Regions from separate parts of the Mus musculus genome. Here all the other regions are linked to region 1. A link is a loop called in an ENCODE intact Hi-C map of the cell type or tissue named here. Cell type or tissue: left cerebral cortex. All regions are shown on one strand.

What was found. Peaks named below come from ENCODE experiments on the same cell type or tissue, not always from the same donor. Only the 100,000 strongest peaks of a DNase experiment are listed, where the experiment ranks them.
Region 2: a loop joins it to region 1, with 8 times the contacts of the local background. A loop is called at or near these places in 22 of 42 quality-filtered maps.
Region 3: a loop joins it to region 1, with 3 times the contacts of the local background. A loop is called at or near these places in 7 of 42 quality-filtered maps.
Region 4: it touches region 1 in a loop (9-fold over the local background); 30 of 42 quality-filtered maps call a loop at or near these places.
Region 5: it touches region 1 in a loop (2.7-fold over the local background); 4 of 42 quality-filtered maps call a loop at or near these places.
Region 6: a loop joins it to region 1, with 4 times the contacts of the local background. A loop is called at or near these places in 5 of 42 quality-filtered maps.
Region 7: a loop joins it to region 1, with 17 times the contacts of the local background. A loop is called at or near these places in 2 of 42 quality-filtered maps.

The regions. Positions count from the first base shown.
Region 1 is chr4:111,325,823-111,329,822 of GRCm38, forward strand. All of the region lies in intron 5 of Agbl4 (ATP/GTP binding protein-like 4), which reads left to right. Among named protein-coding and RNA genes, the nearest start is that of Bend5, 87 kb to the right of the region's middle. In left cerebral cortex, a CTCF peak has its summit at 2,352 (motif pointing right); DNase peaks (open chromatin) are centred at 1,482, 2,349 and 3,703; H3K27ac peaks cover 1,860 bases.
Region 2 is chr4:111,496,505-111,500,504 of GRCm38, forward strand. All of the region lies in intron 6 of Agbl4 (ATP/GTP binding protein-like 4), which reads left to right. Among named protein-coding and RNA genes, the nearest start is that of Bend5, 83 kb to the left of the region's middle. In left cerebral cortex, a CTCF peak has its summit at 2,487; DNase peaks (open chromatin) are centred at 2,047 and 2,464; H3K27ac peaks cover 361 bases.
Region 3 is chr4:111,643,839-111,647,838 of GRCm38, forward strand. All of the region lies in intron 11 of Agbl4 (ATP/GTP binding protein-like 4), which reads left to right. Among named protein-coding and RNA genes, the nearest start is that of Spata6, 74 kb to the right of the region's middle. In left cerebral cortex, a CTCF peak has its summit at 2,145 (motif pointing left); DNase peaks (open chromatin) are centred at 1,509 and 2,120.
Region 4 is chr4:111,624,900-111,628,899 of GRCm38, forward strand. The region is part of intron 11 of Agbl4 (ATP/GTP binding protein-like 4); the gene reads left to right. Among named protein-coding and RNA genes, the nearest start is that of Spata6, 93 kb to the right of the region's middle. In left cerebral cortex, a CTCF peak has its summit at 1,721 (motif pointing left); DNase peaks (open chromatin) are centred at 257, 490 and 1,719.
Region 5 is chr4:111,412,761-111,416,760 of GRCm38, forward strand. The region is part of intron 6 of Agbl4 (ATP/GTP binding protein-like 4); the gene reads left to right. Bend5 (BEN domain containing 5) reads left to right here and starts at 2,246. Exons shown (of 6, transcript NM_026279.3): 1 at 2,246-2,640. The coding sequence starts at 2,415. In left cerebral cortex, no CTCF peak of the experiment used is centred here; DNase peaks (open chromatin) are centred at 2,237, 2,438, 2,971, 2,995 and 1 more place; H3K4me3 peaks cover 2,120 bases; H3K27ac peaks cover 1,665 bases.
Region 6 is chr4:110,049,387-110,053,386 of GRCm38, forward strand. No RefSeq gene overlaps it. Among named protein-coding and RNA genes, the nearest start is that of Dmrta2os, 72 kb to the left of the region's middle. In left cerebral cortex, CTCF peaks have their summits at 1,128 (motif pointing right), 1,688 (motif pointing right) and 3,820 (motif pointing right); DNase peaks (open chromatin) are centred at 1,199 and 1,674; H3K4me3 peaks cover 987 bases; H3K27ac peaks cover 1,501 bases.
Region 7 is chr4:111,015,596-111,019,595 of GRCm38, forward strand. The region is part of intron 4 of Agbl4 (ATP/GTP binding protein-like 4); the gene reads left to right. Among named protein-coding and RNA genes, the nearest start is that of Bend5, 400 kb to the right of the region's middle. In left cerebral cortex, no CTCF peak of the experiment used is centred here; DNase peaks (open chromatin) are centred at 2,475 and 3,992; H3K27ac peaks cover 1,319 bases.

The DNA of each region.
Region 1 (4,000 bases):
CATTGAAAATGTAAACGAGGAAAATACCTAATTAAAAAAAAAAAGAAAAAAAAAAGAAATTCTGCTGACCACAGAGGTAAACATTTAGAATGTAGCTTGACAAGATATTATGTATATTTACAAAAACAATAGAAATGACTTCCCACCAGGGCCTAGACATGGGCTTTTGTTAGGTTTATAGTAATAGACATGAACTTTCTCCTTTAGAGCAGGCCTCAAATCTAATCAGAGAGCAGTTTATCAATCCCATAACAGTCATTCCACCATTTGTGCCAATTGGTGCCTCATGCTGCTGTCAGGTCAGTGGTGTGGCATGCAGGGTCCATGGCTGAGTAAGTCTGCTAGTAAAAATCTCCTCCTAGCACCCTGCACAACACATTCTGGTACTATGAAAGCTAGCCAACATAATGGTGGCTTGATTTCTCTTTGTCCATAACCAACCAAAATATATGGTGTCTTCAGGCAGGGTCTTACAATCTAGTTCTGTTAGGTAACCAAGAACAGTAGAAATAAATACCCTGTGTTGTTTGGAGATCTTCACAGACCTCTCTGGCCAACAATTTATAAGGAAGTAGACTAGCTTTGGCTCTGGGATTGTCATTTAATAGCCTGTGGCTTCTGGGAGTCACCTTATCTACCCATGCAAGGTACCTCTGTTCAAATTCTTTTTTTTTCTTTTTCTTTTAGCATCCACACTTGTATGTAGTGTATGTTAAACATATTTTTATACCATCCCTCCCCTCCCCACCTCTATCCTCCACCCATTTGTCTGCTTTGTCTCCTAGGTTTACTTCTACTTTCAAGTGATAGATACATAAATACATAGATAGATAGATAGATAGATAGATAGATAGATAGATAGATAGATAGATAATTTTACTTACCTATATAAAACCCAGAAAGCACAAGTGAGGGAAAATATACAATATTTGTCTCTCTTCTATTGGCTTAATTTGAGCTGCTTTTTTTTTTTTTTGAAAATTCTTCCTTGAAAGCCAAGCTTATAAAGTAGTCTTTATGAAAAATGCAATTAGGTTCATTAAATTATTCAAAGAGCAGAGCAGATTTAACTTTAAAATGATCAGTTGTTTGCCCAGTGAGGAGGCTAGACTAGGTTAAGAGACATTAAAAACTGTGAGTTTCGAAAGGTCGGTGCCAGGTGAACTGTTCTCCATGAAGGGGATATTAAAAGTCCAGATGCCTAGTAGGAGCCTAGGGCTGGGAAAGAAAAGGGAAGTCGGATTGTTGGAAAGAGAGGAACCTGAGGCTTGAAGCCGAATGTGTGCCTGCCCGCCTATGGTCCTGCGCTCCTTCTGGAGATGTAAATCCCGAGGTCCTCCGCAGAATGGCTGGCTTCTGCAGTGACAGGAGAACGCTCGGGACTTGCTGGTGCTCTTGTCTAAATTGTCTCCCGTCTCTGCTGTGACAGACTGGCTGTTCCTCAAATAGCTATCCTGCGTGAAAACAGAAAGCAACACTGAACACACAATCAGTGACTATTCTCCTCTGCCACACAGAACCCCCACACAAAACCAGCCCTGAGCTCCAAGAACACTACGTCCCTTTTCATTCTAAGAGATAATTGCAGTGCAGTCGTGACCAAAAAGAAAAGTCCATTTTTAACCACAGCCTCACAATCACCCCATCCAGATGAAGAAGGCCAAATTCTCTGAGGCTCAGTTCCAACATTCCTGGGGCTTATAAAGAAAGGGATTTGAGGGGAAGTATGAAGGCAGTTGACAAAAACAAAAACAAAAACAAAATTGTTTGTAACTAATATGTCTTTTGGAAGAGTGATATCCAACCCTCAGGAGCTCATCTGGTGACCTACTGAGTGAGGTTCTGTCAAAGAGGGTAATGAGTGACCAGAAGATCTCTGTTGGGTTTCTTCTATTAGTCAGGTGCTAGGCAAGCCCCTTGAGAGAGAAGTCAAGAAGCCGTGGGAACGTATTGTAATGTTGCTCCTGTGGGGCCTCAGGTAAAATCCAGCATAGACTTGTCAGGTCAAGAAAGGCCTGACAGAAGAAGAGGCATTCAAGAGGCAAGCCAAGTAACAAGTAGAAAGGAAGTCAGGTGCCCCTCGTTTACAAATGCAATAGTTTCCCATCGGCAGTTTCCAGTGATCATTACTCTAGTTACTCTAGTAATGACGTTTCTCACTTTCGTTTATTATTTTTTACTTTTGAAAAATTCTAACCTAATTACTTGACTATTCCATTTCTTTGCTGAAAGCTGTTAGGCAGTCATTCTGAAACATATGCTTTTGTTTTCATTTGCATTTAGACCATGGATTTTGCAATCCTGTCTGAAGTGCTATTTAGAACATAAACAGATGACACTTACCAGATTATGCCACTAGGTGGTGCACACATAGTCAATTGTAGGATAATAGGGTTTATCTGCAGATGACACTTCATCATCACAGAGGCGATACAGACAATAGAAGCTACGGGTCGGGTCGGGTCGGAAAGAGGTGGAGATGGGAAGCACTATCAGAAAAGATAGACTTTGTTGCTAGCTGGAGAATGGCAGAGCAAAACTATAAAAATGAGAAGCCTCAAAGGCATGGCAGAGGAAAAGCCATGGGGAAGAAGGAACTGCTTACTCTCCATAATGATGAGTTCCTACTTAACAGGGTCATTGCAGAGGGCATAACAGAATAGTTGAATCAGTTAAACTAAATGACATCAGTCCTTCCCAGGTTTTGTTCTGGGCGCTGGAGGCATAGAGATGAAATGGCAGAGCCCTGTCATCAGTGACGTGATATATAGACACAGAAAAAGACAAAACAGAATGATACGAGAGATCAGTTTTGCAAGGTGCAATGGAAGAACAAAGCAGAAAATATTTATTCTGCCAAAGAAAGGAGAGGAGTGCGTTAGGTTTGGGGATTAGTGTACAGGAGCTCCATGGAGAACATGAGAAGTTCTAACCGCACTGGCAGAGAGAACAGCATAAACACAGGCGTAGGGGATGTAGGGGTTGCAAGGATGCTGTGGATTTGGCGATTAGTTCACTGAGCTCAGCAAGTGCTCACTGAGAGTGCCTCTGCAGTGTGGAGAGAGAGACCTAAAGATGAATAGTAGTTCTGAGCCTATAAAATGTTTCCCATCTATCGAGGAAGATTCACACGGGCAGGGGGAAGTTGCAATGTGACAGTGCAGTTTAAAACGTGGTTCCTTTGAATTCTGACTCTGTCCTTGAGCCCAGGTTCTGGAGCCCAGGGATTCTGAGAGTATTCGACACCAGAAAAGGGAACCCACAAGTACAGCACCTGGTTGCATTCTACTTGAAGCCTCTCTTGATCTTTTTTAGGATTCTGAAGTTTGTAACCAGAAACAGTCAGTTATACAAAACTAGACACAAGAGCCAGGACACATACCCAGGTGTGTCTGCCTCTTGCCAGGTTTTCCTTCTCATTCTTCTCCAGTTAATCCCAAGCACAGAGATACCATTTAGTAATAGAGCTTACAAAGGAATTAAAACTTTTTGGATAAATAGGCTTCTTTTTTTCTTCACTACTTGTGTCTATCATGAAACTTACAGAAGAAAAAGGACTACTATATCCTTCTCTCCTGCATGAGCAGAGTTCCAGGCCATGCAGGTTGACTTGGGCAAGGGCAGTTTGAGCCAACTTTCCCTCTTCTAGATTCCACATTCAGGGAAAGAGGCCATCTGGCTCCAGCACTCCCCCTTCCTGGCATGTGTGAGTCTGTATTTTATTTCAGTGTGAGAACTCATGCTTGCTACATAGATCAGTGACATCTTGGAGTTGCGTTGTTTGCTTGAAGTCAACTGGAATGAGTTATGAGCTGGCAGGAAAGCAGGGATGTGTTACTGAGAAAGCCTCAAAGAGACACAAACTTGCTTGTAGACCCCTGAGAAGTCAGAATCAACCAGTAGAGAATGCTTCAAGCGGTTTTTGTTATAGCATATCAAAGTTGAATGGCTAAAGAGAGCACCCTGGGGACAAGGAAGTTTGAGAAGAGATGCTCATGGG
Region 2 (4,000 bases), 170 kb after region 1:
AAATATAGTTGGGTACCTGGAGGGCCATGTGGAAAGGTGTAGGTCAGAGGCATTTGAAGGAAAGCAGCTTTGAAGTTGGGGGCCATTATGTTAATGGCATTACTCAATTTCTGGAAGCAATTCTGATTAAATATTCATTGGTTTTGATTATACTGAAATTAGGGCTAAAGCGTGAAGTCAAATCGAGGGGAATAATGGCAGTGTAAATAATGCATGGCCTCTAAATTGAAAACAGCAGCTTGTGCAGCCAGGTCAGCCCCCACCCTGTCTGTCTATACCATTTGTTTAGAAGGTGATTAGTCTGATGTGGGCATTTCTTAGCAGCTCAGAGAATGCAATTGGAAAAAAAAATCCCAGGGCTCCCCGTATCTCTGGGAATGTGGGAGAATTAACATGGGCAACTTATAGCAGGGGATTTTCTCTAGGTCAAGAACGGGGAAGTGTAGAATCTTGGTGACATGCCGCCATAGAGTTCTGTAGTCTGCAAGTGACATAATCATGGGCTCTGAGAAGAATAGTCTCTTTCCTTCTAAATCTTTGGTGGTGTAATTGTTGAATGGAGATGATCGAATCAGGTGGAGAAGAGCTGCAGCTAGAGAGAGGCAAGAAGAACCAAGTGAGATTTGTTCAGATTAACAAGCCATAGAGACAGGACAGTCTATGAAGTGATGGGACAAATGGTGTATGTAGGATGGCATTATGGGGTCCAAATAAGGGTCAGGGGAGTTTTGAGAGAAACTGAGAGATGACAGACATCTTTATCATCATGATCTCCATTGGGGTCCTAATGCCTGGCACAGAGTGTTAACTGGTGGATATTGGTTGAATGGGCAATGCAAGATGATGCTGCAGAAGGGAGGATGTGAAAGGAAAGGACCACCTCCCATCAACAACCCTCAAACCCCTACTGTGTAAAGTGCTGGTGAGACAGGAGTTATCTCCCAGAAGTCAAACTCATAGCAGACCAGAGGCTGGTTATATAGAGTATTATGCTCCACCGACAGGATGAGTACCAGTGCTCACCTCTACAGCTGGGTCATGAGGCAGGCATGGGCACACAGATTCCTCACTGACTTGGTCTGTGATGTGCTAAAATATGACCCATGTCAATAATGATTATCCCAACTTCTGTCAGTTTTCTCAATCAGGTCCATAAAGGCCACCAGGCACAGCATGGCAGCACGGACCTGACCCTTCCATGGCACTCCTCCCACTGCTCTCAGTTCTTTTTTGGTTTTCCTTATTAAAGTTCCATCTGCCCTGCACCCTATTGTCCATGTTTCTCACTCTTCTTAGACACGAGGCAAAGAATTTGACAAAGGCAGTCTTTGGAGAAAGGCATGATGGCCAACCAGTTTTATGATTGAGGAAAAGGACACTTGAAAGGAATTAATTTGTACAGACAGTTAAAACGTTAAAAAAACGTAAACCACACTCATCTAGTAAGGGATGGCCTCGTGGGCTACCACTGGAGTTTAATCCTGCCTCTAGCCCTCTCTGCTCCCTGATTGATGTCATCATGAATCAGCTCCCACATTCCCACTGCTAAGTTCTGCACACAGCCTCCGGTGCTGTGCCTTCCCCTCCGCAGTGGACTGTCCAGTCTCAAACTATGAATCAAAATAATCCCCCCCACACACTACTTCCTGGTATTTTATTGCAAAGACAAGAAAAATAATTAATACATGCATCTAACCTCTACTTAGCCCTGGGCCAGATGAGCTAATAGAAAGATTAAATGGAAGAATCAGAGAAGCAAGGAGCTACAACCACGAGAAGGAATAGGTGCGTTTGGTATCTCTGCTGGGTGGTGTTTGGTAGTGTGAATCCTGAAGCTACCTGGCCTTGGTTCTTCCTTTCATCAGCTCTGTGATCACAGACACGTTAATGAGATTCACACCTATCAGGGCTACAGGGATGATATAAGCAAGTGGAGGTAAGACCTCTAACAGTCCTGGCTTGCAGGAAATATATCAAGAGCATCAGCTGTTACTCAGAGTTTAGAGGACTTCCTGGCAAGAGCACTACAATCCTCCCTAGCCTCTTTCCCTGCATGCAAAGCAAAGAGGAATAGAGAAGAGGAGGAAGCAAATCCAAGGAGGTAGTCACTAACCTGTGTCTGATGTCTACCTGTGCTGAGCACTGTAACAGACACCAGCATGTTTCACAGCCCAAATAACCTTTTGAGGCTTTTGGGGTCAGTTATATAGTAACTGCAGCTCAAGTCCTGACCTGCCTAGTGTCAATGTCATGGGTAGAGCTGTCCCTTGGATACATTTCTCCCTGGGGAGAGGGTGATGGTTGTGTTGGTAAACAGTATTTGTTCCCCTTATGGTTTCATGGGTGGGTGGCCAGCCCACGCTGCCTTTCCCAGACTTCTCCTGTCTACTGTGATGCTCTCCATGTGGGTGACTTGACAGACAACCATGCAAAGCCTTTCCAACTCCCTCAGCGTTACCTGAACATCCCAGTGGGAGGCTGGGATGGCAGACTTCCAAGCTTTGCAGCATGCCACCCCCATATTGGTTCTGGAGTCTGCCAGAGCCTCTTGAAGCTCATCACTAATTGGACTGGCCTGGGTTTTGCTTTATTCTTTCTGAAATCGCCCATCTTTCTGTGACTGCAGCTGTGCTGTAGTACCAGGAATTTGGTCCTGGGTGTCTCAGCTCCTTCCTGCTGTATTTCCAATTCCTCTTCTCTTCCCCACCCCCCTCAGGCTTTCATTAAGAAGGGAATAACAACTGGACTAGAAAATTCTTTATTTGATCCATCGTTAAGCTCCTCATTCTTGGCTATTTCATACATGTACATACATGTATACATTATACATACACATATATATGATCTATTCTGTATATATATATATATATATATATATATATATATATACATATACATATATATATATATATATATATATATATATGATGTATTCTCTTTAATCTTATCTCAATGCACTCTTATTCCCTTCCCACCCCTGTCAATGCTCCCTACTCTCAGTTGCTTTTCCACATTCCTGTCTTTTGTCTTTGTTTTATGGCCCACCATTGTCATCTTTGTGACCATGATCTTGGAACTACACTAAAGCCTGGTGGGCTCACCAGTGATACAACTGAAGGTAGTGACTGCCTCTCCTCTAGCATACACAACAGCAGATAGTTTAGCAAGTAGTATGGCCTCATGAGCTTCTTCCCATCCACGATTAACTGTTGACATACCCAGTCTTGTGGAGACTCAGAAAGATGGACGGAGCTGTTGTAAGGTCATGATTACCATGGCTGTGTCATGCTCTGGACATAATATCTCACAGCACTTCTCCCTATATTCTGGTTTTCATATTCTTTCTGGCCCCCATCTGGGATGTTCCCTGAACCTTACAGGGGGTAGAATAAATGTCATGTTTAAGGCTAAGTATTCAATGATCACTTATTCTTATCATCTTGAACAGCCATGAGTCTGTGAACTCACAGCAAAGAGTAGTTTCTCTGATTAAGGCTGAGCATTTCTCTGTAGGTGAAAACATAAAAATATTTACAAGGCCATTTTGCACCATGTCAATTTAGATAAAACAAAATAAAACAGCAACATCATCATCAACAAAAACAGCAGTAAGTTCTCCTCTATGGCATATCACCTCTAAATTTTTGAGCATGTTTTCAGCACAAGGATGAATTCTTTCCTATGGAAAAGGGCTCAAATCAAAACAGAAAGCAGTTTGTTGATCCCACAATAGTCAGGCCATTATAATTACATCAATGGATTCATTTTGCTTGTCAAGTTAGCATGTGAGCTAGTCACAAGGGAGGCTTCTAGCACAGTTCAAGCTTGGTTTCTCTGTACCTTTCCACAAATGTGTGAGCTATCTCAGCAATAGGGTCTGGGAATTTAGTTCTGGTGGGCAACTAGGAGGAATGGCAAGAGCCTGCCTGTATTATACTGAGGGCTTTGGTACCTGCCTATCAAGTCACCAAGTAGTGGTACCCACAACTTGATCTAGGAA
Region 3 (4,000 bases), 320 kb after region 1:
ATCTCTTAAATTTCAAGTTTCAGAGAATAGAAAAAAAAGTAGAGTGGGAAAGTCTTAAAATATCAGAGCCAGGAGGATCCTAAAAATCTTAATTTTAAGCCTAACCTCCAACCTTTCTAGGGATGGAATCATTTCTAGCTTTTGTGGAGAAGATGCCCCAAAGCTGGGATAGCAGGCATTAAGTAGCCAATAATCAGCTCTTGTAATATCTTATGGCGAAACTTTGAAATAAACCCATGTCACCCCTGTTATATAAATGGAAAAACTAAAGCCGAGAAGAGGTGTGTCAGTATTATCCAATGTTAGTGCAGGCTGAGACTCACAGAACTCGACTCAGTATTTTGCCATTCCACAAATGCCTGTGAGATCTGCAGACTCAATCCCAGTCAGGAGTGAAGACACAGCAAAAGAGAGTGGTCTCCTAAAAAGATACAGCACTCTATAGCCCATCCTCAAGCAAACCCTTCAGCGGACCTTAAAGTATGAGCACAAGGTTTGGGGCGTCCACCAATCCTCAGTTACAGAATCGCTAGGACCTTGGTGTAGGCGCCCAGTCAGAAGCCATCTTTTCTGAACTGCTCTGTGACTCCTGCAGTGAATTGGGTTATCAGGCCCTTTGTGGCTTGAAATAGAGTCTACCTAGGATTCCTCCAGTACTACATGTAGCTTGATTTCACCCCCTGCATTAGATCCTTCCTAGTCCAAGCAGAGGCAGAATCTGAGAGAGGAAAGGGGTCAAAAGTGCTAAGAGGGGCTAGTGAAATGGTTCAGCTCCTAAGGGTACTTGCTGATCTTCCAGGGGACCTTAGTTTAGTTCTCAGCATGCACCCTGGGCAGCCTACAACCACCTCCAGGAGATTCAATGTCCTCTCCTGGCTTCCAGGGGCACCTGCACAAACTACACATACCCCAACACAGACACACAAAAAGAAATCTTAAATAAGGAAGTGACAAGAAGAAGCATTTTGTGGAAGATGGTGATATATTCAGTGATCTACACCTATAGGTCCAGAGCATAAGTTCTTGACATTTGGAAGGATTATTTTGTCTGCAGTATCAAAGGGTACAGAAACTGGCCCTAGGCAGAAACTCGTGACCCAGGGGATCAGGTAGTGCATCTGAGCTGAAAACTTTTTAGAAATTAGTATCAGTCCCTCTTTTGATTTTATTTCTTAGAAAACTGACATGCACAGAGGAGACTTGACCTGCATGAGTCAAGCTTCAGCAAATAAAGCCAGACAGGAGAGAAGCCAGGTTCCTTCCATGTTCCTCAGGCTTCTCACCCCTCTCTTCCCTGCCCCTCTCCCTTCCCCAATGCTGCTGCACAGACATTGACATTGGTCTTTAGTCTTAATTCAACTAGTATCAGTTGAAACTTCTAAAAATACCCGTGAGACAAGCAGTGCCTGAGCATCTCTCAAAGCAACAGAGCCCCTCAGGCTGGGTTGGCACCGCAGCCCCAGACATCCCTGGACCAGGGCCCAGCTGGGCAGCCACAGTGGATTTAGGGAGCCAAATTTACAGTCAATTTTCTAGTCAATTGGGAAAAAGGAAACACTGCTGGGAAGTGGCTGGTGCTTGGAGTAGAAGCAAGGCATGTCAGAATGTTGGAACAGGAGGGCATAGATAATGTCCAACTAGAGTGAGAAGTGGGTCTCAAATAGACAGATGAACAATAAATACTAGGAGCCCAGGCGAATAGAGAAGGGACAGGTATCAAAGAGATTGAGCAATGCTGGAGCTGGAAGGAGGCCCCCTCTGCAAAGACAAAGTTACAAGGACTGAGCTAGCATTCCTACAGGGCTATCTCATGTGGCACAGCATGTAACAGTCCACTCAGGAACCAGTTGTCCCAGCTCGAGAAGCTAAGGTTCTGCACAGGGAAGCTGTTGCTCACTTCTCCCGTTTCACTTGTAGCTTGTCCACAAGATAAGATATTCTGCAGCCCGTAAGCCAGTGATTCTTACCCAGGAGTTAGGCTACCCCCACCCCCAAACACCTACACACACACACACACACACACACACACACACACACACACACAATCACACACACATCCACTGGAGAATCCTGGGTAATATTTAAGGACAGCTTTGGTTTTCACAATGAGTGAGCACTGCTGACATCTAGTGGGAGAGGCCAGGGATGTTGCTGAACACCTTACCATGTTCAGGACAGTCCCACAGCACAGAAGCATCCAGCTTCAAGTGTCAGTAGTGTCCGAACTGTAAGATGATCAACCCAGAGCCTTCTCTGCTTTGTTCACTCTATGTAAATATAGTCTGTAGTGTGTAAATGGTTTAGCAGGCAGGAAATGCCTGATAGATGTCAGCTAAATGAACCAGTGATTCAAGACTAGTGAATAATTCCAACCTGCCTAATGTCTTCTGAAGTCCAAAAACCTCTGCAAAGTCATGCCTGAGCTCAGATACACACCTGTTCTGGTCCAGGCAACCTCTACCTGACTTCTCTCTGCCTTTCCTAATACAGTAGCAGCAGCCACCTTCCTCCAAGTCTATTATGACTGTTCTTGTCTGCTTGGGCAAAAATGACATCTCAGGTCCCTGGACAGAACAGAGTGTGGAGGTTAGAACTAGGTCATCTGGTACAGCCTAAAGCAAATTTTATTGGAGAAGAGACTTAGGCACACAAGATGGAAACAACTTAGGGAGTCTTCTCCTGGATGTCCAGAGAGGAGACTTTTGAAAAAGGATTTCTTCAACCCCTCTTCCCCTCCTCTTTCTTCCCCTTACCCTGGAGTTCTGTGTTTCATTCTTTCTCCCTGCTTCTGTTAATAAGCCAACCATGTGATCATTATCTCTAGAGACAAATTTGAACTTGACAAAGCCCTGTTCTTAAAGAGTTCACACTCTCTTGGAAGTGGCACTTTCATAAAGTATAGTGACAAGTTAAAAAACTACTGCATGCCACAATTGAATATGTAATTTTTTTTTCAGCAGGTTATCCTTGGGTGTGGACAGCATTATCCATTTAACAGATGAGAAAACTTAAGCTTGGAGATGTAGCTTGTCCCTTGTCACACAGCTCAATACACAGAAGGATGAAAGGCTATGCTTTCTAAACCTACATTCTAAATACACACAAACTATTTTAATGGAAAGCCATGAAAGTCAGATTTGAGAATGTGGGTCTCGCCCTATAGATGTCAGAGAATCAATATAAAATTGAAGGTCAAGAAGTCACAAGATTAGGGACTGTAGGAGCAACATTCTCATCAATAATGGAAGAAACCAAAGGCCCAGAGATTATTCAGGAAGCTGAATCATGGAGACAAGGAAGTGGATGTTTCTCCTGATGCTCCCCAGAGTCTTCATCCTTGGCTCTTATTAAGCAGATGAACTCAGAGCAAATTAGTTGCTGAATAATGATGTCTAAAAACACCTACATCCCAATCCTTGGGACCCATAAGTGTTACCTTTTTCACGGAAACTGTCTACAGACATTGCTAATTAGGAGTCTGGTTGTTTGTAATGATGAGTTTACTTCCTAATGGGATTCCTAGTGTACTTTCCTCACAGTTTTTCTAGAAGTGGTTAGTCACTTTGAGCATGTGTGCTAGGCTGGGGTCTAAGGTAGCTGCTTTCTCCATAGGTCTCCTGAGAGTAGTGGTTCATGTCTGCTTGTTACACACAGCACACGTGCCATCTGGGATTAGCCCTCTGGTTTATCAGCAGTCTGTGTACCCAAAGGCCTTGGAAGTGACCAATGCTAAGGTCCATCAAAATTTCATATCCACATTGATTGTGCTATTTTTCTTTGCTTCAGCTATGGAGTAAGATACAGTTTTCTCAACCAGGCTAAGCAGTAGCCCAGAGGCAAAGCACCCATGCAACCTAGGGCACTCTAGATGCAAAGTTGGGACCCAGCACTGCTCAGAGAGCAGAAAACCAACTATAATAATATCACCAAGGAAGGGAGAGAGAGAGAGAGAGAGAGAGAGAGAGAGAGAGAGAGAGAGAGAGAGAGAAGGAAGGAAGGA
Region 4 (4,000 bases), 300 kb after region 1:
GAGTTGAATTTGGATCTAACTCACATTTGTTAGACATCTACTAAGTGCTGGACATAGTCCTTCTTAGGAATTTGTCAGACTCCTGGAGCACCAGCTGTTCTCCATAGAACAACCTCAGAATCAACACCACGTCTCACCCCAGGCTGCACACCCGGCAGAGACACATTGCCTGGCTAGGGTTTCTTTCCGTCAATATTTTCCTCAAGATGATAAATGTGCTGCCAATAAGAGGAGGCAGCTGCCAGCTCTGTCTGAGACAAGGGCCTTTAGCTGGGCTATGGCCGTGATTGGCTTGTTGATGTGTCTCCAAAGAGGGAGGGAGCTGGAGGGAACTCTGAGGAGGCTCAGGACCAGAGCTCTCAGTCTACACAGATTTGCCTTGGGTTAATAGGGCTTCTTCCCCATGTTCTCGTCCTCTAATCACCCCACTAAAATATGGTCTTTGAAGAGAAGACACAAAGTGATGAAGCTTATAGCAGAACTGTAGCTCACAGCTGGCATGTTAAATAACAGGGTAAGGAAGAAAGCACCTTCCCCAGCCAGGCTGGATCGGATGCAAATCCTGGTTTTGCTTTTTACCAGTGGTGTGGCTCCAATGACTTGGTTGCATTGATTCTCTGTCAGCTAATCTGCCATGATGTCATTCTAATACTTACCTCACAGGGGTGTTTTGAGTAGATGCAAACACTGGGAAATATACTCCAGTGCCTGTTCAATTGCCAAGAACGTAGTAGGCACTCAGTAAATTGCACCACGATTGTTACTCTTTCTAACCAAGTAATGTATTAGGTGAAATCAAGTTATTCATTTCTGGGCTATCAGACTAGAGGCAATGTGCTTGGACCAGGTGTCTCTGAGATTCTTAGGGGGCTCTTGTGGTTTTGAAATAGTAGTCTTCTTAGCTATGTGTTTGGAGTACTCAGTTATTTCGCTGGGATTAGACTTCCAAATCTGTTCTCACCAGCACAGCTTTTTGTTTGTTTGTTTGTTTTTTAAATTAAATAAATTATTTCATGAGGACAAAGTCACAGTGTAATCAGTGTCAGCATTAAGACAGTGCTGGAGCTTGGCTGAGGCTGGAGTTCGGGGTGGCTGAGATTTCACATTTGGTCTCAGTTATACACATGTGTGGAACCCACTCTCTCCCTAATCTGGAATTGAAAAAACAGGGATGAGAGTTAAGAGACCTGGATTTGCCTAATAGAATTCAGTGACTGGGAAGTGCTGGGGGTTATTTGGTCACGTGACCACAGACCACTGATGCCTCCCTCTGTTTTCAGTTCTCTCTGATTTAGCTAGTACATGAGGTTGTGCAGATCAAATGCGTAGGGGAGAGGTGGGTCTGAAAGTGTTCCACTCACAAAGGGAGAGATTTTTGGTGGGGGTCGGGGTGCATGCAGGGTGAAGAGGGAGGCATTCTACCCATTCGAACAGAAAGCCATCTGGAAGAGATGGAGACAGGGACAGGCCCAGAGGTGGTTCTTGATGGCATGAGGACAGCCAGGGAGGACCCAAATAATTTCAGTGTCAAACTCATGTCCACTGATCTGATGGCATGGGAGAAGTGCTAGCCATAGGGCTAGGAACCCTTAGAACTATTGGGGGTTTGGTGAGATCTGGCTTCTCACTCCTGGCTTGGCTCCTTCCCTCCTGGCTCACAGAGACACCTGAAGACTCTAGCAGCAGCTTCCTTGCAGTTGCCTGAGGTTGAAGCGCCCCCTCCTGGCCCTGGGGTGCATGGCTACCATAGAGAGCCAGTTTTTTTCCCACCAGAAGACTGAAGACAACCCCTTCCTTTGTCTAGGCTACCGCCTGAGCTCTGCCCTCACCACCACCAGCTCCCAGCTATCTTTGGGGATCTGGAAGAGGGAGGCTTGCACTTCCTGACTTCTCTTAGGTCTTAGCATGAGCGTTATCCCCTACCGGCCATCCCTTTGACTCTCTCTTCCTCTTCTCCATTACCTTTGTCTGTTCATCTATTTGGTGCTTTCTTAGACACATGTATGTTTCATGTGTGGCTGTCTGCATCCTTCCCTCACCTTGTTCACTCCCTCATCTTCAACCCTACTCAGCCCCCTTCCCCCTTCCCATGACTTCAGTTCTTTCTTATGTTCTTTTCCCTCTTACCTTGTACTTAGTGCTTTGTATTCATATCACATTTAGACCCAGAGCACTCCATTGAGATGACTTCAGAAGGTTACTTAGTGCTCTGACTCTGTACCTGACTGAGGGGTCAATGAAGTCATGTGTCCTGAGTGTGGCACGCAGTCCCTACGATATTGTTCATCTCCCTTTCAGCCATATCACCTGGCAGGCCTTCTGCTATTCTTGTCCTCTTTTCAAAACCCCCTCCAAGCTTCCCTCCCCCTCCTTTTTTTTTTCTTGGCACTACAATTCAGAATCAAATATCATTGTTTTGAGTCTTTCAGGAAACTGTAGACTTCTCCTTCACTTTGAAGGAACTTCCTTCTGTGCTCTATTCTCTCCTCTGTCTCCCCTAGGAAAGACATGGGTCTTCTTGTCTAAGCACTGATAAGGGACTCTGAGCCGAGGTAAGGTATAGTCAGCTGAAGGGTATCTGACGTCAAGGAGTCTCTATTCATAGTGCATCTTACAAGGAAGTTTTATGGTAAGGAAGGAGTCATGTTCTAAGGCCCCACAGGACACCCACCAGTGTGACTTGAATGTATTTGCTAATTTATTTATGACTTGTGGCAAATTGAAGCAAAAGCATGTAGTACCACAAAGAAACAAGGAATGTTTCCCAGCACCGAACTCCTAAGAAGACATTTGTCTGAGAGATTCATGTTGGAAGCCCAGGAGAGTGGGCTCTGGCCTCTGGTTCATGAGTACTCCTTCAGCAGAGGGCAGCCTATGGATCACATGAGACATGGGTATCTTTCACAGTGATCCTTCATGAGAGCCAAGGACTCGGTCCTAAAACACAGTCTGAGCATCCAGCTGCCTGTGGCCTAACCAGACACAAGGATAATGCAAGCATGTCTAGACAGTATCCTTCTAGCTGTCCTCAAAGATTGTCATATATTTCAGCACAGATGCGGAGAAAAGCAGGGTCAGCAAGTGGCATAGGGCCAGGCAGTTAGAAATGCTGGCTCTAAAATGACATGGGTCTGGTTTCATTTCTAAACCTGTGTAGCTCTAGACAACTTACTGTGGCCTCTTTGGGCTTGAGCCTCCTGAATAGAGATAATAATACAAACCTCCCAGGGTCTTTGTGAGAAGAAAATGAGTTGATATAAGTACTTCATGCCCTGACTGGCTTCTAGGAAGGGTTGATGGCTCTTCCCAGGCTGCACAGTACTCTGTGATCACTGGGGCTCCCAGAAGGTTAGAGAGATGCCGAGAGGTCATCTGGTGTCCTGGGCAGAGACTTGTCTTCACCACCATGGACAACCAGTCTTAAAGCAAAGAGACCTCTACTCTTGAGTTTTCCCATACAAAAATTGACTGCAGTTTGAGTCTACTCAGTATGCTGAGGGCAAACCACAATATCCCAAGCTCTCTTGCCTTTGGAGAAGCATTTTAGTAAAAGTCATGTGCAAGAGGCTCCCTCTGCCCCCTGGGATTGTGGGAAGGAAATATTTATGGCATAGGGAAGGTGCCTGGAAAGTTGTGTTTTGTCTCTCTGTGCTAAGCATTCTATTGGCTTAGTTCTCAAGGTAGCCATTTGAAGCAGTCACTACCTTCTTTCAGGAAAGAAGGTATTCCATTCCCTTATTGAGCTTTCATACTTGTGGGGGTGGGGGTGGGGGCAGAGCCAGAACCTATGACCCAACAGTACCTACTCTCCCATACAGAGTACCTGAGGGACTTGGCCTGCCTGGCCCCAAACTTCCTCTACACTGGAACCCCCACTGTCCCTGGAGAGTCAATAGACCCCCAGCTCTGGTCAAATAGACCCCTACTTCGAGACTACTGCCTCCCCTTGTTTGTTTATTCCTAAGTAGCTGAGAGTTTTTCACCCAATCGTGGCTTTTTA
Region 5 (4,000 bases), 87 kb after region 1:
CCACAAATCCCAGTTTGGCCAGACCTGAGATCCTTAAAGTGTTTGAGGGACTCCTCGGTTTGTGAGGGTGAAAGTATAGAGCAGTGTCACAGTTCTCTGACCTCTGACACAGTGAGGAAATCAACCATGCTGGGATAAAATTGGAAGGTGCCTGGTTGGTTCTTGAACAGTGTAGGGAACTGGGGAAAGAGAAGGCATTTGACTTGGTTTTCAGGGATAGCTGAGGTGGCCATGCACTCAGTAAAGAAGAACTTCCTAGGATGAGGGTAAGAAGCCAGCACAAGGCTGTGGTCATGCTAGGTTGGGAAATGCTAAATAATTGATGCAGACTCTGGAGTGGGCTGTGTCCAGGAAAGTGATGAAAAATGAAATTGATATTTTGGGGTGACCCTCACTTAGATGCAGAGATGTGCTAGAGTGCTACCTGAAGTTATTTTTGAAAATGTGGTCTGCAGTCTCATGGATTGTCATTAAATATGGCCAACTTTGCATGCCTCATCTTATGAGCTACCAGAATCTTACTTCTCATTAAATTCCCTTGACCACCAAAGTGATGTATTTCTAAAATAATCCATAGTCAAAAATAAATAATAATCAGGGGAACATATTTTCCAGAACACCTCAGAGTCATCGGATAAGTGAGGATGAAATTATTCATCAGGATGGCTTGAAGACCTATTCAGTTGACTGGATATAACCAATGGATTGCTTTAAGGGAACTTTATCTGACCTGCTACTCAGGCTTTGAGAGCTGTGTGGAGTTCAACAGTATAAAGTACTCCTCAAATCACAATGAAGTGAATTTGGGAGTTTGGCTTTATCTCTATCATGAGTATAGCTGATTTGGAATGTGAGCACAGTGCCTAAAGTTTAAAATGGTTAAATGCCTTTTATTATTATTGTGAGGACTAGCAACAAGAATGTGTGTATGTGGAATATGAGCATAAAGAGTACAAGAGAAAACAAAATCTCTCACCTATGCAAGAAACTCAGAATCATAATAAACATTTCAGTGCACTTGTTTTGTTACAGGTTAAATTTATTTAAATGAGTTTTTAAAAACATAGCATTTCGTTAAATCTACCACCTCCTTTATGCATGCCTTTATGAGAATACTTTTCTCACTATAACCTCATTATTAAGCTTTCTTAATGCTCTCAGACTAGAATGAAAGATTACAAGTAGCAGAAAAAATGGGTTATTCAGACAGTAATTTAATATTGACATAGGATCCAACTGAGATTCAAGTTCTAATACTTTAGTAAATACTACAAGGTCCTAGGTATCTATTCTTTCTATAGACCACCAAGCCTACAATATAACATGGAGTGTGTGCTCAGAAAAATATTAGTTACTTGAATAAAAGAATAAGTGGAAGAATGGATGTATGTGAAATTCTGTTTATCCTTCCCCCAAAATTCACCAATCTCTCTCTGACAAATACCCTGGTATTGAGCTAGACAATTGGAATATAAATAGCTCAGTTTCCCTGTAAGCATACAATACAGAACAAGTACAACTCTCAGCCTTCTTTCTCTGGAAGGTGTGGTTTGTCTGCAGGAACCAACCTTTCCAGGTTCTCATCTGTGATTTTGGAAACAGAGAAGGGACTGCTGTTCTGCCCAGTTTGGCTCCTGAACTCAACTGACTCCAGAAAGTCCGGCCTCTGCTCTGGCTCCCTAGAGCCCTCCATCCTTGTTTCATTCCAACTGTTCCAGCCCAGAATCAACAAGTAGTGGAGGCGATTCCTCAATGGAGAAAGACCACAGGGAAGAGGGGTGCCGCTGCTCCCTTAGGATAAAAACAGCCCTGGTCTAACCCTCTGGTATCCCAGCAGCTGGTTCAACTGGAAACCTCAGATTACTCTAGTTCTGGCCAAAAACTGGTTTGGCAGCTCTAGGGGAATGTTTCTGGCTCACTGACCCTCACAGCAGGTGCTGGCAATTTTGCAAAAGAAAGAGAAAAGGGGGAAATGGGTTTGGAGGGTGGACTGAAGGAACGGAGGCGCTTAGCTAAATTCGAAACACTAAACTATTGAATCCGCCCGAAAGCGACTTTTAGCAGCGCTCCTCCTATCCTCTAACGCTACTATCATATATGCTCTTTCCCCACCTTACTGCAATCGCACTCCGGCTGTGATTGCTCGGGTCTGACTTCGCAAGTGGCGGTGTGCTTCAAAACCCCCTCATCCGCCCCTCGCCCGGCTCTCTCCACTCCCCTCCCTTTTCCGCGCCCAGGCGAGAGCAGCCGATTGGCAGAGCGGGGCTTTCAGGAACAATAACAGTGGGGGGAGCCGGGGCCCCGGGGAGCCTCCCCGCCCCCGGCCCGGCTGCGGCTCACGCCCCTCTAGGGGTCCCCACCTCCGCACCGCCCCACGGGCTGACCGGCGCCCGGGCCCGCCCCCGGCGCCCACCATGTACGCCTTTGTGCGGTTCCTGGAGGACAACGTCTGCTACGCGCTGCCCGTGTCGTGCGTGCGCGACTTCAGTCCCCGCTCGCGACTGGATTTTGACAACCAGAAGGTGTACGCGGTGTACCGGGGCCCGGAGGAGCTGGGCGCCGAGCCCGAGAGTCCCCCGCGTGCCCCTCGGGACTGGGGCGCGCTGTTGCTCCACAAGGCCCAGATCCTGGCGCTGGCAGGTGAGCGAGCGGGCCGGGAGGGGCGTTGGGACCGGGCGGACCTGGGGCTGGTTCCGGGAGAGGCCGGGCGGCTGGGGCCAGGGAGCCACCGCTTGCTCTTGCCTCCCGTTCCGACTCCTTGGGCTTTCTTTTGGGTACCAGGTGTCTCTAAGAGGCCAAACCAGTTAAAAAGACCTGAGGGTCCCCTTTGTCTTCCTTGCTTCTCTGACACTCCTGCGCCTTGCTGTCAGTCAGCTTTCTCTACTCTGCTCTCTTCTTTCTGACTCTTTTGTATTCCCCTTGGCTCTTCATTTTCTGCTTCTCTAGCTGCCTACTCTAGCTGTCATCTCTCCCATCTCTCACCTTCACCTCTCTCAGTTACTTCCCTCTGTGTTGCTTTCCATCTTAAGTTTCGAAAACTGTACCTCCCTCTCTCCCTTTAAGGCCCTTGGCGTCTCCTTGGAGCAAGAAGCAGTGTTAGGTCCTTTTGATGGGGGCCCTTTTTCACAGAAGGAATCTCTGACACTGTTCCATCTGGGCCATCATTAGGACAAGGAGACCAAACCTCAGTGTACTGCCCAAGGGGCACAGGTGAGGAGGTGAAGGGCCTTAGGTAGCCTCATCTCCACCCCACTTTATGCATCTCCCAGAAGGCTCCTTGAGAGAAAGATGGTACAAACAGTTTCTAGTTCAGGTGAGGGCCTGACCTCCTAACTCTGATCACACCTGGGGGTGGGGAAGAGGGAAAGGAGACAGGCTGACAGGCAGGCAGGTGGTCTCTTGGTTAATGGGTAAAGATAGATTCAGTTTGTTAACAGGACAAGCCTTTCGGCCTCCTGTACTATGCTGTATCACGCTGAGACATAGGTTCCTCTTCAAGCAGAAACATTTGGCCTTCTTTCTGATCCACTTGTAGAAGGCTTGGGTGCACACCAAGTGGGGAAAAGGAAGTTACCACTTCAAGGCTGGAGAGCAGAGATGTAGCTGCTGCTGGTAAGAGTGCTGCCTTTGATTGAGTAGGCAGAGACTGTCACCTTCCACCTGGAAGACAACCCGGAGATTAGGAGCTGAATGAAGACATTGCAAAGATTTCATGGTTTTGACACTTTTCCTACTTTTTCCAGGGACCTATGTTTCCTCTCCTTTAGCCTAAAAATGAACCTAGCATGAATCAAAGTGACTTGTCCAAGATCCCTGGACAAGCTGTCAGTGTATCTCAGCCTGGTGACTGATTCCTTTTTAATAAATACCTCTAGAAAGTAGGCTTACTAGAATAAAGGGCCAAAAGATTTGGAATAGATCAACACCACATGGTCCTCTTTTTGAAAGGTTAAGTACTTATCACCTCCTAGACAGGTCCTGGAGGCACAGGGCTGTAAGT
Region 6 (4,000 bases), 1.3 Mb before region 1:
TGACCTCTGCGTTGCATCCATTTGTGGGTTTCCAAGATGGTCTCCATTTGCTATTCCGAGAGTACCTGGGATGAGCTAGAAGGAGGAAGATGTGTGTGTGTGTGTGTGTGTGTGTGTGTGTGTGTGTGTAACTGACATAGTTCTAATAACATTAAAAACATAATAAAAGAAAGAATTTGTGAGAAGGCAAAGTGTGGTGAACGGCTGCCCTAGGGGCCCCTTCCCCATCCCATCTCACCTCTGCCTGGCCAGCATCCCCAGAAACAACTGTTCTGCCTTCCTCTCCCAGGGTGGAGGTGTTCCTACCCTCTTGGTGATGTGCCTGCACTTGCTGCAAGGGGGTGGCCTTCCAACAGGACTACCTGGCACCTTGAATCCTGAGTCCTACAATGGTAGGCCTGGATGCTCACTACTGAAGCCAAGTTGCCAAGTCAGTATCTGGCACACAGAGGGCATAGCAGCAGATATTTTGTGCTCATCTCAATTAAAGACACAGTCGAAAGCATCTTGCGTTCCTCCCTCCACTCTAAATACTTTGCACGCATCAGCCCAGAGAGTCTCCAGGACTCTGGGGTCTTGGGGTCTAACAACTGGGGTCTTGGTAGCATCCCAGCCTATTGTGACAAGTAAAAGCAGGGATTCAGAAGGCTTGTACCTTCGTCTTTGTGTGACTTACTTCTTGTGTGGCATTTCTGTTCCTCACTGTTACCTGGTAACTACCTACTTCATAGAATGGCTATGTAGTTAATTAATTCGCAGGCACTAAGTGTCTGTGAATTATCTATTATCAGCTTAACTTATAGCAGCAAAAGTTGAGACAGAATTTTAGTAATTTGATGAAACTCAAAGAATCTAAGAGAGACAAAGTTGGTACTCAGAGCCAGATAGTTGGACTCCTGGGGTCTTGCTTGTTAATCTCAACACTGCTGAGCTTGCTAAAACCTACGTGAAGACCTGGCTTTTTCTAGGAAGCTCTGCAGGGCTCTCTCTTCCTTTGAAAAACGAAGCTGAAAAGATTGTTAGGTTTCTTTTCGTCCTGCTGCTCTCTAAGGAGATTTTTCTCCATGTAAATACAGAGCGTGGCTCTCTAACCTGTGGGCTGGATCCACAGGGGGTCTCTCAGGCCTAGGGGCTGGTCCCCGGTGTAGTGACTCATTTTGCCGGTAGAGGTCAGTCATGGCCACGGTTGAAGTATTTGATAAGCACGAGGAACATAGGCCACACTGGGGGAGTCAAAGACCCTTGGAGGTGATATGCCCATAGACTAGACCAAGGTCAAGGTCATCCAGGGGGTTCCGGGCTATGAGGCAAAGACCTTTCATTTTTCTTCCCTTGTTTCTGGAGCATACACTCTTAAGAGGGCAGTTTGAAGGGCGCTAGAAATCATGAGATCCAGGGCTCTGGGAGGGTGTGGATGCCAGTGTCCTACACATGCTACACATGCTTTGAGATCTTCGGGTGTTTGTCACCATCTTTAGCCGCAGCACTGGTCCTCTGAAGGGGTCTGGCTGAACGACACATTTTGCAGTTGTGGGGAAGATACCTCTTTTGTCACTGTCTGCCCTGGTTCACAGGCGGCCAGGGGGTGGTCCCAGCCCCTGTGCGAGGCAGGGGCCAGGGAGGAGCATGTCAGGGTCCATTCCCGGAGCGTTTGGGGCCAGCTGGAAGCTCAGAGCTCGATGACCTGCAGGGGGCGCTGCTGCACTGCGCGAGGCTTCCCTGCGTGTCCTCCCAAGGACAGAGGGCGGACGGCGGTCGGCGGCGGTCGGCGCAGGGCAGTGGCCCAGCGAACTCAGGCCGCGCCCACACTCACGCTGCGGGCCGAGGTCGGCGACACGGTCTGAGGAATCGAGGGACAGGGCACGCTGTCCGACACCCTGGCTGGCCTTTAACCGATCTCCAATTGTTTCGACCGGTGCGGGAACGCAGAGGGGGTGGGGGCCGAGCTAGCGCTGGTAGTCTGGGCTTCACCTGTGACCTTGAGAGGTCATGGTCCCTCCTGGCCTTTTATTTCTTTCTCCTGCGACGGGAATTCTTGAAGGTGCCTATGAGATAGATACTGCACGTGAAAATGCTTCAGGAAATGCAAAGCCCAAGCAGGAAGGCTTTCATTGAGTGATTGTCATCCCTGCCTCGCCCAATCCATCCGCTCAGTTGCAACCATTTTAGCCGTTTTTTCACCCTTGTTTTCTGTTTTTTTTTTTTTCCCTACATACTTCAAAATAACATGCTTAGACTGCTATTTCCTAATTTACCAACATTAAACATTATCTATTGTCTTCCTGCTGGAGTAAGTAAGGAATTAGCTGCTCTGCAGGCCCAGCCTACCCAGGGTATCTGGTGCACTATTATTAGGTAACTCAATGATCAGCATTTCTAGCAAGAAAATGTAGCTTTTTGTCTTCCCCAAAGCTCTATCAGAATTACTCCACAACAACCCTGCCAGGGTTTACAAAGTCTCCCCCTTTATAGGAAGGGGTTCCCCTCCCGGCAGTCCCGTGGGTTTCTTCCGGACTTTTTTCTTGTGTCCTTGATTTTTGGTTCTCTCTCTGGGCCCCTTCCCCCCTCCCTGCCGCCTCCACCCCCTGGTTCCGCAGTGGGGCAGGAGCCGGGAATTCTAGTCTGTGGATTTATTTGTCTTCTGCCTGGATGATTGATGGTTGAAATCATTCCCCTGCAGGACAGGATGCTCTGCCCGGCTCTCCTCTTGCACACTTAGAGCTGAGGCAGAGAGGCTGCGTGCCTTCAGAGTCATGTTCCCTTTTGTGTATAACCTCTCTTGACACCCGAGGACATCATTTATGTTCGGAATTGGACAATGCATATAGTTTGATGGCTTCTGTCATTATGTGTCTGGTCCTGAGTGGCCCCTCTTCAATATAAATACACACACGTCTCCTTCAGTTCTGTGAGACTTTTTTTTTTTCCTTTCATAATCTTTCTGCTTGCTTCCTGAAGCTCCCAAGTCTGTCTCTGGCCTCTAGGATTGATCTCTTGGCTTCCTTTGTCTTCCGTTTCCCTTCACCTTGGCTTTCAATGTCTACTCCAATTTATCCCTTGAATTTTTGTCCTAGTGACTTCTGACTATCACATCCCAGTTTTCTAAGAACTCTGATTATTTTGTTCTTCTCAACCCCATCCAACACCGTCACAGCCTCTTTATCTTTCTGGAGATGTTCCTGATTCTCCCTCCGTCTTCTCCACTTTCCCAGTTGTGTGTTTGGTTTATGGAATTCTGCCTGGCTTTGTGCCCCTTCTCATGCTGGAGCATCTCTAATCTGTAGCAGTTCTTGGCATTTTTTTAAAAAGAAGTTTATATTTAAGTGTGTGTGTGTGTGTGAGTGAGTGAGTACATGTGTGTGTGTATACACATGCATGATTGAAGTCAGAGGTGTTGCATTTCCCAAGAGCTGGAGTTACAGGCAGTTGAGAGTCACCCAGTGTGAGTGCTTGGAACAGGACTTGGATCCTTAGCAAGCGCAGTCAGTATGCATTCTTAACCACTGGACCATTTGAGCCTTCTCTCCAGTCCCTGTCCTTGGCTTTTGTCCATAGTTAAGGACAAGGGTGCAAAACTTGACTGGCATTGGATGGTGTGTGACATCAGGCAGGGTCGATTCTCATTCGCTAAACCAGGAAGGGGCTGGCCTTCTTGTTAGGAGGATGCTTAAATATCAGGAAGAACTCTTCATCGAGCTAGCCTCCCTCCCTAGACAGAGTCTTGTTCTGTTGCCCAGACTGGCCTCAAATTTGCCCCCAACCTCACCTCCCAGAACAAGGGAAGGTCTCTTTGGGACTGCTCCATTTCTCCAGCAGGGGGAGGATGGGTGTGGCTGTGAAGCAGATTTTAGAACCTATCTACCTTGGTATAAATCACAGTTCTGTCCTAGCTTATTATCTCTCTAATTCACAATCAAGCCTCTCTCTGTGCTTCAGCTTCCTTTCTGTAAACCACTGCAGGGGCTGGAGAGATGGCTTAGCATCACTCACCTGCAGTTCT
Region 7 (4,000 bases), 310 kb before region 1:
TTCTACACTCTTAGGACCATTCATTGCCTCAACTTGAGCACCAGGTTCCAAACTTGCACAAACATTAGAACAGGTGAAAGGGCAACATGGATGGTAAGATTGTGACCTGATTACACATCCCAGTTCTCAGGTGAAATTGATGTACAGGAGCTGAAAAAAGAAGGGAGTATTACCACAGACAAACAAGTGTTCTGAAGGTAGAATGGCTGTTGTGAAGAAACAAATGGAACCCACACACCTATGGTCACTTGATCTTTGACAAGGGAGCAAAAACCATCCAGTGGAAAAAAGACAGCATTTTCAACAAATGGTGCTGGCACAACTGGTGGTTATCATGTAGAAGAATGCGAATTGATCCATTCCTATCTCCTTGTACAAAGGTCAAATCAAAGTGGATCAAGGAACTCCACATAAAACCAGAGACACTGAAACTTATAGAGGAGAAAGTGGGGAAAAGCCTCCAAGATATGGGCACAGGGGAAAATTTCCTGAATAGAACAGCAATGGCTTGTGCTGTAAGATTGAGAATTGACAAATGGGACCTCATGAAACTGCAAAGCTGCTGTAAGGCAAAAGACACCGTCAATAAGACAAAAAGGCCACCAACAGATTGGGAAAGGATCTTTGCCTATCCTAAATCAGATAGGGGACTAATATCCAATATATATAAAGAACTCAAGAAGGTGGACTCCAGAAAATCAAATAACCCCATTAAAAAATGGGGCCAGAGCTAAACAAAGAATTCTCACCTGAGGAATACTGAATGGCTGAGAAGCACCTGAAAAAAATGTTCAGCATCCTTAATCATCAGGGAAATGCAAATCAAAACAACCCTGAGATTCCACCTCACACCAGTCAGAATGGCTAAGATCAAAAATTCAGGTGACAGCAGATGCTGGCGAGGATGTGGAGAAAGAGGAACACTCCTCCATTGTTGGTGGGATTGCAAACTTGTACAACCACTCTGGAAATCAGTCTGGTGGTTCCTCAGAAAATTGGACATAGTACTACTGGAGGATCCCACAATACCTCTCCTGGGCATATATCCAGAAGATGTTCTAACCGGTAAGAAGGACACATGCTCCACTATGTTCATAGCAGCCTTATTTATAATAGCCAGAAGCTGGAAAGAACCCAGATGCCCCTCAACAGAGGAGTGGATACAGAAAATGTGGTACATTTACACAATGGAGTACTACTCAGATATTGAAAAGAATGAATTTATGAAATTCCTAGGCAAATGGTTGGACCTGGAGGGCATCATACTGAATGAGGTAACCCAATCACAAAAGAACTCAAATGATATGTTCTCACTGATAAGTGGATATTAGCCCAGAAACTTAGAATACCCAAGATATAAGATACAATTTGTGAAACACATGAAACTCAAGACGAACGAAGACCAAAGTGTGGACACTTTGCCCCTTCTTAGAATTGGGAACAAAGCACCCATGGAAGGAATTACAGAGACAAAGTTTTGAGCTGAGACAAAAGAATGGACCATCTTGAGACTGCCATATCCAGGGATCCATCCTATAATCAGCCTCCAAACACTGACACCATTGCATACACTAGCAAGATTTTGCTGAAAGGACCCTGATATAGCTGTCTCTTGTGTGACTATGCTGGGGCCTAGCAAACACAGAAGTGGATGCTCACAGTCAGCTATTGGATGGATCACAGGACCCCCAATGGAGGAGCTAGAGAAAGTACCCAAGGAGCTAAAGGGAACTGCAACCCTATAGGTGGAACAACAATATGAACTAAGCAGTACCCCGGAGATCTTGACTCTAGCTGCATATGTATCAAAGATGGCCTATTTGGCCATCACTGGAAAGAGAGGCCCATTGGTCATGCAAACTTTATATGCCCCAGTACAGGGGAACGCCAGGGCCAAAAAGTGGGAGTGGGTGGGTAGGGGAGTGGGGGGGGAGGGAATGGGGGACTTTTTGGATAGCATTGGAAATGTAAATGAGGAAATACCTAATAAAAATATTAAAAATAAAATAAAATAAAATAAAAATAAAAGTAAAAAAAATAAGAAGAAGAACAAATGACAACAGATGCTTGAAAGGATACTGGGAATAGAGAACTGTCACACATTGTATATGGAACAGAAATTGATCCAGGTACTATGGAAAGCAATATAGAGATTCCTCATATAAACTCAAATCAGAAGTACCATATGTCCTAGCCATTATTTGTATAATTGTATAATGCCTGTATATATCACTGAACAAGCTCAGGTCAGCACACCACACCACAGATATCCTTACTCTTTGTTACCTGCTGCATTATCCACAATAATCAAGACATGGAACTACTCATCTTACTCATCAAAAAAGAAATGAGTTTACATGGAAAATGTGGTAGATATACACAATAGAATTTTATTTAACTGTAAAGAAAAATGAGATCATGGCACATTCAGGAAATGTGTGGAATGAGAGGTTGTTAAAGGATGTAAAGCTGACTCATGGATATAGCATGCTTTCTCTCATGTAGAATCCAAATTTAAATATGTGTTCACATATTGTAAAGTGTAATAAAAGTAGAAAGAGAACTGTAAGAATAAAGGAAGATGTCAAAAGGGAGAAATAAGAGAGGGCAGAGAAATACATATGCCATGAAAGCAGAGGAATAAGACAAGCAAGAGGAAAAGTGGAGCCTCGGAGGGAATAAAAGCATAAAGTAATTATGTGTGTGTGTGTGTGTGTGTGTGTGTGTGTGTGTGTGTGTGTGTGTATAAAATTATCCTAATTGCTGGACAGTGGTTCTGCTTGCATCTACAGTCACAGCACTCCAGATGCAGAGGCAGGTGGATCTTTATGAGTTTGAAGGCAGCCTGGTCTATAGAGTGAGTTCTAGGACAGCCAAAGCTATAAAAAAAATTTACAATTGAACCCATTATATTGCATGCTAACTATGAGATCAATTTTAAAGATCAAAATAAATAAGTTAAACACCATAAAAAAGAAAAAAAAAGCTTATAAGATGTGTCAAGGTCTGAATTGAAAAAAAAAGTAGGCAGAAATGTAGAAGAAATTTAAGAACATGAGAAAACATTTAAGAGGAAACAATTTCCTATTCCTAATCTGCATTTCTGTGACCTCATCTTAAACTTCCTTCCTTTAAGGGTGACCTGGAAAAAAAATATACAGGATTTCAGTGACAAGTTAACCAAAGATACAAATCAACCAACTGACCAATAACAAGCACCCTGACCACTGGTGTGGTCCTGTGAAGGGTGGAGCCTAGGTATTGGAAGCACTCTTCTATTGCTATATCCCTTTATAGCTTTCTCCATTGCCTGATTTTCTTAATTGAATATTACTTCTATATCTATATTTTTGAGTAGTTAAAGCAAGCCTATCTTGATTTCTCCTAAACACTGGCCTCTCTCCTTCCTTTATACATAGCCACAAGAGAACCTCAGAGCCATGTTTGCAAAACTGTCATTTCTCTGACTTGTTAGTCCATGCTTTCAGTGATTAGCTTGTCTTCCAATTAAGCATTCTGATGGTTTTCATTCTCTTTGTAGATGATGTTTCCTCTTCAGTCAGTATGACTTTCCTTTTGAGCAATGCTATCTCACTTCTGCCTACTACCAGATTGGCTTCTCCAGCATCACAGATTGTTATATGTACTTGAAACCAAATAGCTAGTAATTAGAGTAATTTAAGATAAATTCTGTAGGGTGAGGAGCTTAATCACAGCTGCCCTTATTGTGGACACACATTGCTGTCCCATCAAAGATACGTTCTTGGTTATTTCCTAAATGGGAGGAAGGGAAGTAGGAAGAATTTGGCATGGCCCTAAGAGATCTTCCCTTTCTCATCCCATTTGGCTCACAGACTGCTGGTTTTATGAGTAACACACAGATTTTCTTTGAGCTATAAAAACAAAATTAATTCAAATCATTGTTCCAAAGAAACCTAGAACCAGGCCATGCTTAATTTGGCTTGCTCGGAGAGGAACTCTTATTCGTGAAATGTCAGAA